Linked DNA regions of Mus musculus: region 2 is linked to region 1. Evidence: chromatin contacts called from ENCODE POLR2A ChIA-PET data. All regions are on one chromosome and are shown on one strand. The core of a region is the stretch at or near the end of the contact, and the rest is flanking DNA. Distances in the headings are between cores, read along the strand shown. Region 1 overlaps Shroom3 (shroom family member 3). Region 2 overlaps Shroom3 (shroom family member 3).

The links. ChIA-PET counts read pairs that join two places held with the same protein, here RNA polymerase II (POLR2A).
Region 2: POLR2A ChIA-PET joins it to region 1 with 51 read pairs in Patski. The contact joins two enhancer-like sites. POLR2A ChIA-PET finds 5 or more read pairs at or near these places in 2 of 5 experiments (Patski and embryonic stem cell).

Annotation. Positions count from the first base shown.
Region 1 is chr5:92,744,198-92,747,527 of GRCm38, reverse strand. The region is part of intron 1 of Shroom3 (shroom family member 3); the gene reads right to left. Among named protein-coding and RNA genes, the nearest start is that of Mir1961, 43 kb to the left of the region's middle. Within about 2 kb of position 1,532, at least 1 of the 3 ENCODE cell types and tissues checked has a DNase peak (open chromatin) inside an H3K27ac peak, as active enhancers do.
Region 2 is chr5:92,839,658-92,842,987 of GRCm38, reverse strand. All of the region lies in intron 2 of Shroom3 (shroom family member 3), which reads right to left. Among named protein-coding and RNA genes, the nearest start is that of Mir1961, 53 kb to the right of the region's middle. Within about 2 kb of position 1,472, at least 1 of the 3 ENCODE cell types and tissues checked has a DNase peak (open chromatin) inside an H3K27ac peak, as active enhancers do.

The DNA.
Region 1 (3,330 bases), core at 283-2,782:
TTTTAGAAGATGCAGTGATAACATTTCAGTTGTTGCCCCCTTGTCTGTCCTCAAATCCTTCATTGCAAACACTCATGGCGTTTAAATCCACAGAGCAATTAATCCCACCACCCTGCTGCTGGAATCAACTCTGAAAGGCAAGCCTGGGCCAAGCAGCCCTTGACAACCCCCTGTCTGCTCAACCACTCCTGGGCCCTGTAGACAGCCCTGTGGACCCTCTTCAGGAGTTGTAGGAAGAAAGAGCTGCTTTGGGGAGATGAATTCTGAAACACTGGAGCCGGCCTCAGATAGAAATTGATACCACATGGGCTGGAGAGATGGCCCAGCTGTCAAGCACACCAATTGCCCTTCCAAAGGACCCGGGTTCAATTCCCAGCATCCACACAGCAGCTCACACCTGTCTGTAACTCCAGTACCAGGGCTTCTAGCACCATCACACAGACAAATGTGCAGCCAAAACACCAATATATATTAAATAAGAAAATAAGTAAATAAAAAAATTTGAAGCCATACAAAGCAAAGCATGTCTGGAAATTTGCAACCCTGACTTTTTCACTTCTGAACTGTTTAGAGCAGAATTATCAAGGTCTTATATTGTCTCACCCAGCTGAAGTTGATTTTTAATTATATGTAGGGGAGGAAAAAAACAACAACAACCTTCAAATGTTATATTTGGAGAAGGCAATTTTCTCAGTTCCTAAATCTAAACAGATGATCTCAGCTTATAATAGTTACATCATCCCTCAGTCCTTTGTTGTAGGAAGGTAGTCACTGAGGAAATTCAACAGTGAAACAAAAGGAAAGTTCTGGACGCGGGATGAACTCAGCTGGTTGACTGCTTGGCCAGCATGCCTGAAAACCTAGGGTTCCATGCCCAACACCTCATAAAGCAGGTACGGTAGCATACACATGTAATCCCAGCACCCTGGAGGGAGAGGCTGGAAGGTCAGACATTGAAAATAGCATCCTTAGTTACACAGGGAGTTTGAGGCCAGCTGGGGATATAATGAATATAAGAATATAAGAATGTAAGAATAAAATAAGAACGGGAGGGAAGAATGGAGGGAGGGGTAGGGAGGGAAGGGACATTCTAATAAGTGAGAAACCCAGTCTTTTGTATTTCCATTCTCCATATTTATCTGCCAACAGCTGTGTCACACTTCTAATGACCCCTGTACAGTGGGTCTGTCTTTTCTCCTCTTTCCATCCTCATTTTTTTCTTCCTTGGGGTTAAGAGAGAGCGGAAGGAGAAAGCAAGGATAGAAAGGCATGTAGGCTGGCATCTGCTGCCATCCCTGCCTCTGCTCAGCTGGGCAGAGCAGTCCTTATTAGCTCTTACATAAAACTAAGAATGTGTGCTCCTATTATTCGGGGATATTGGGTGACCACAAGAGGACAATCCATTCCACAAATTCCACTGCCCCTCATGACCAGGTGACGCAAGCTCTAGCACACAGGGCAGGTTGATTGTTTGCTCTGTCAAGGATATCTCAGCTGGCAGCCCTCACCCAGACTCCCCTTTCCTATCACTCCTGGGCTCTTCCGGTAATCTCTCTGACCAGAGTTTAGAACAAGCCAGTGAACAGGGAGGGCACTTATCAAGGGCAAACGTTTACTTTATGATGTGGCAGTTAAAAATAACCTTCCAGAAACACTGACTGCCAAGTGAAGGCTATTGTCCTGGTGGGTAGTACACCTAATACTTCCTCCTGTGGCTGGCTCGCCCACATTTCCATATTTCCTTGCCATCTACTGCTGCAAACTGGTGACGTTCAAAGGAGACCAGGATTTTTCAGAGGGTCCTGTTTCCAGAGTCCACTACTGTATTAGTTACTTTTTTTTTTTTTAATATGTGATAAGGCAACATGACCAAGACAACTTGAAAAAGAAACAGCTTGTGAGGGCTTACAGCCCCACCCAGAGCGTGAGTCCATGGCCTTGATGTAAGGAGTACAGCATCAGGCAGGCAGGCATGGTACAGGAACAGTAGCTGAAAGCTTACATGCCTAGCCATAAAAATGAGGCAGAGGGAGCTAACGGGAAATGGCATGGGCCTTTGAAACCTCAAAGCCCACCCCCAGGGACACACCTCCTCCAATATGGCCACACTTCCTAATCCTTCCCAAATAGTTCCACCAACTTGGGACTGAGTATTCAAATAATAAATGAGCTTATAGATGCCATTTTCATTCAGACTACCACACCGACTTTCCCATTTGTTCAGGATAAGAGACACATCACACTGGTTGGTACACTAGAGGCAGGGGTGAGGGTGGGGAATGCACAGCAACTACCTAGCTTCTATATTTTCACAATACATGTGGGTCCAGGGAAAGATGTCTAATTTCTAAACCTTTCATGCAGTCCACAACATATCCTGAGGTCAAGAAGAAGCTTAGACACAAAATCTAGGCTGATTCTGGGGGTCAGGAAATGGCTGAGGAAGCAGAGAGTCAGAAAAACCATCTGCACTGTGCTACGGGGAAGGTGTGGCTGTGCTGAGTAATGAAAGATTGGGCTGATGTCCATGTGGAAGCAATGATGGCCTTGGAATCCACAACTGACAGTGCTCTGAAGGATACTGCACAAAGAACTTGGAGCTGGAACATGCCCATAGCCCCAGCGCACTCCCGAGACCAAGGCAGCAGCTGATTTTGAGGTCCACTTGGGCTATACAGCAAGTTCAAGGCCAGCCAGGGCTACACGGTAAGACTTTATCTCAGACAAAACAATTTGCAAACTGCTTTAAGAGAAGAATCAGAGGTGCTCAGTTAAAAGCACTAGTTGCTCTTAACCCAGCGTGGTGGCACACGCCTTTTATCTCAGCACTTGGGAGGCAGTTGCAGGTAGATCTCTGTGAGTTCCAGGACAGCCTGGTTTACAGAGTGGATTTCAGGGCAGCCAAGGCTATTTATAGAGACCCTGCCTAAAAACACACAAGCAAACAAACAAACATATGAACACACAAGCTGGCTGCTTTTCTAGAGGACCTGGGTTTGATTCCTAGCATCATACGACAGCTCACAGCCATTGGTAACCCCAGTTATCTGACAAGGTATCTGACACCCTCTTATGGCTCCTTAGGTACCAGACATGCACATGGTTCACAGGCAAACAAAGCACCCATATACATAAAAAATAAAAATCCTAAAAAGAAAACAATCCCATTAGAAAATAGGCAAAAGATGTGAAGGACTTATCGTAAATACATAAAAACATATTCAACATCATTGGTCATTAGGGAAATGCAAATTAAAACCACACTGCGGTGTCATTACACAGCTGCTAAAATAATTAAAATAAAAGTTTTATCAAATTCTGGCAAATATG
Region 2 (3,330 bases), core at 223-2,722, 96 kb before region 1:
CATTCGAAACAAGCAGTCTTCAGGGGCTTTCTTGCTTTGCTGTCCACGGACTTGATATAACCTGAGATCTTTGGGGTGGGGGGTGGAGAAGGGAGAAGCAAGAAGAAATTAACACCCCCCCCCCAAAAAAAAGAACCAACTATCTCAAACATAAGCATCATAAATTAAACCAAAAGCACAAACTAGGTGCTATATGGGCCCTTTGCCCTAAAATAAACAAATATATCACTGAGACAGCAAACAGAGGGGAGTTAAAGTCTATGCCTAATGTGTTCTTGAAGTTTCTTTCAAAGTGCAAGCACCATGAGAGGCTTTCAGAACCCCTCGAACTACGGACTGCGGAACTGCGGACTGCGGACTTCCTGGCGGCAGGAAGCTACTGGAAGTCGTTTTGCTTAGAGAGATAAGATCACTCCGGCCTTCCCCAGTAGCTTTGGTGGCTAATGGCCCTTCTCTAGACTCTCAAAACCACAAACTTTATGTAGGTTCTTTGAGTAGAAGGTCTGAAATTGAGCAGGAAAAAAACCAAACCAAACCAAACCAAAACAAAAACTTGGTGGTTTTAGCCATCACCATCAGCAACTGAGACAAAGACAGGAAGGGAACAATAAGGATGCTCATGGCAATCGTATTATTTCTTTACAAATATCATTACCTTCTATTTTACCTTCACGTACACTGGGTGAGTTCACTTTACCCGATCAATGGAAAAACATGCCTTCCAGATCTCTTTGTCTCTCTTTTTCTATATCTCTGTCTGTCCATCTGTTTGTCTGTCTGTCTATCCATCTGTCTCTCTGCCTGTCTGTCTCTGTCTCTTTCTTTCCCTGTGTCTTTGTCTATCTCTCTCTCTTTCTGTCTGTCTGTCTTTCTCTCTCTGCCTGTCTATCTCTGTCTCTTTCCCTGTGTATCTTTGTCTGTCTGTCTCTTTCTGTGTCTCTCTGTCTCTTTCCCTGTGTCTTTGCCATCTGTCTCTGTCTGTCTGTCTTTCTCTCTCTCTCATTCTCCCCCAAATCAAATTATCAAATTCTCTCAAAGATAATAAATTTTTGCTTCCAAAAAGGTTTCTGGAAAGTGAGAGCCTTTTTTTATCTGCCTATGAGAAATGGAATTAACAGAAAACCAAACAGAAACTCCGGTAAGAAGTCTATGGTGAATGGTTAAATATTTACAACATAAGAAGCAGTCCATCTGAAAACAAACGGACAAGTGCCTGGCTCCGTTCCCCATCTCAGGAATCAAGAATGTTCCCTTGCTGAGAGCTGCCATTTTGTTGACATTCAAGTAAAAGATTTGGCTCCAGGGAGATGTGGGAGTGAGCCCAGTCTGGGGAACCATTATCATAACAGATGAGCTCATTCCACACAGCTACGCCCAAGGGAAGGAAGACCAAACTCACAAAGAGGCTCTAGGAAAGAAATGCTTTCCCAGCTCAGCTCTGGGTTCCATCTGCCCAATGGATGCCCTCACCAACAGAGCCCACCCCCAAACCATCACATTACCAAACACGATGACCAGGTCACCAAACAATTCCACAAGTCACTGGGGTATTAAACATGCTGCATGAGCCTTCGTAGTGATCAAACACCTTTTACTGGGTTTGCTGTTGTTTGGGTTTGGTTTTTTGGTTGTTTTAGGTGCTGGGGGTTGATTTCCATGTTAGGTATATTCAGTCTCTGAACCATATCCTCTACTTCCTCTTGTACTTTAAAGCCCACTGCATCTATCCTGTCTTCTCCATCCTGCCCTCATCCAGTTTCCTGTCTCTCTCCCAAAATGATCACATCATTGGTTTCTTGAGATAGTCTCTAGCCTTATCATGCATTCTTCAACAGTGTGAATTCTGATGTTCCTACCAAAGTCCCATTTTTATACCAAACTCCTGTTTTTATACTTCTTTATGATCATGGGGTTATTTGGTAACTTTGAAGATTTTAGGAATAAACAAATGTTTGTTTACAACTTTCATCGTGATGTGAGGAGGTTTGGTCAATGGCTTTACCGAACCTCTCTGTGGGAAGTGTGTAACCTTGAGACTAGATGGGTTGACAGAAAGAAACCTCACAGCCCGGGTCCAAGGACCAGGCACAGGCATGTAGCACCATGCTCAGGGTTAGAAAACTCAACAAAATAAATGATTTTTCAAATATGATACAGAGAGCAGGCCACGGAAGTACACGCCTGGAATCCAGGCCAGGAGGCTGAGGTAAGAGGATTGCAAATTTAAGGCTAGAGAAGTCTGGGTAAGTTAGTGAGACCCTGTTTGAAGTGATAACACTCGGGGAGGTGAGGGGTGAGGGAGGGTGCATAGCTCAGGAAAGCCTGCTTGCCACTCACACGGCTTTAGGTCTGATCCCTTTTATGGCAAAAACAAATGATACAAAACTATGTAGGTCAGAAAGTTAAATTAAGACCTGTTCCCGGTGTCTGTAGAAACAAAGGACAATTCTTTAAAAATGACTCTTGTTTAAGAAAGGGTGTCACTAAACAAAGGCTAAAAAGATGATTACTAAATGCGATACTTGGCCTGGGACTCAATTCTGTCTGTACTAGGAGGAGGTGGAAGAGGAGGAGGAGGAAGAGGAGGAGGAAGAGGAGGAGGAGGAAGAGGAGGGGAACTTATTATAAGCAATATTATTAGATAACCTGATAAAAATTAATTCAGACAACAGAGGAGACATTAACTATCATTTTAATGTTCATGTTACTAGTGGCAGGGCTGGAGAAATGGCTCAGTGATCACAAACACTTGCTTCTATTCCAGAGGATCCAAGTTTAATTCTCAGCACCCAATTGTCTGTAATTAAAGTTTTAGGGGACCCAAAGACCTCTCCTGTCCTCCATGAGCCCCAAGCATGAACAAGGTGCGCATATATACATGCAGGCAGAACACTCATACACAGAAAATTTTAAAAAATAATAAATTTTAAGTTACTAGTTGTTAATTTTGCTGAGACTATGAAAGAAGCCATCTGTATTGACAGGAAATATCCATGGGAAGGATTAGCTGTAAATGGGCCACTGCCAATATCAAATCTTAGGATAAGAATTCCTGGGCTTAAATAACATCAGCTCCTACTTAATGTTCACTTATCTAAAACTGAACAGAGTACACTTTGATCATGTCACCTCACCAGAAGTCCAAATGCCAGACTATAAATGTGAACCACCTCCATGTTCTATAGAGTGATCCCATTCAACTAGTGTGGTCGCTGCCCCAAGGACAGATACCCCCTTTTCCCTGGACCTGCCATCAACACGATGCCTAGGTCAGTAGGAGATGCACCATGGCCACTCCTGCTGGCTTCTCCTCTGGACCCCAGTGAAGGG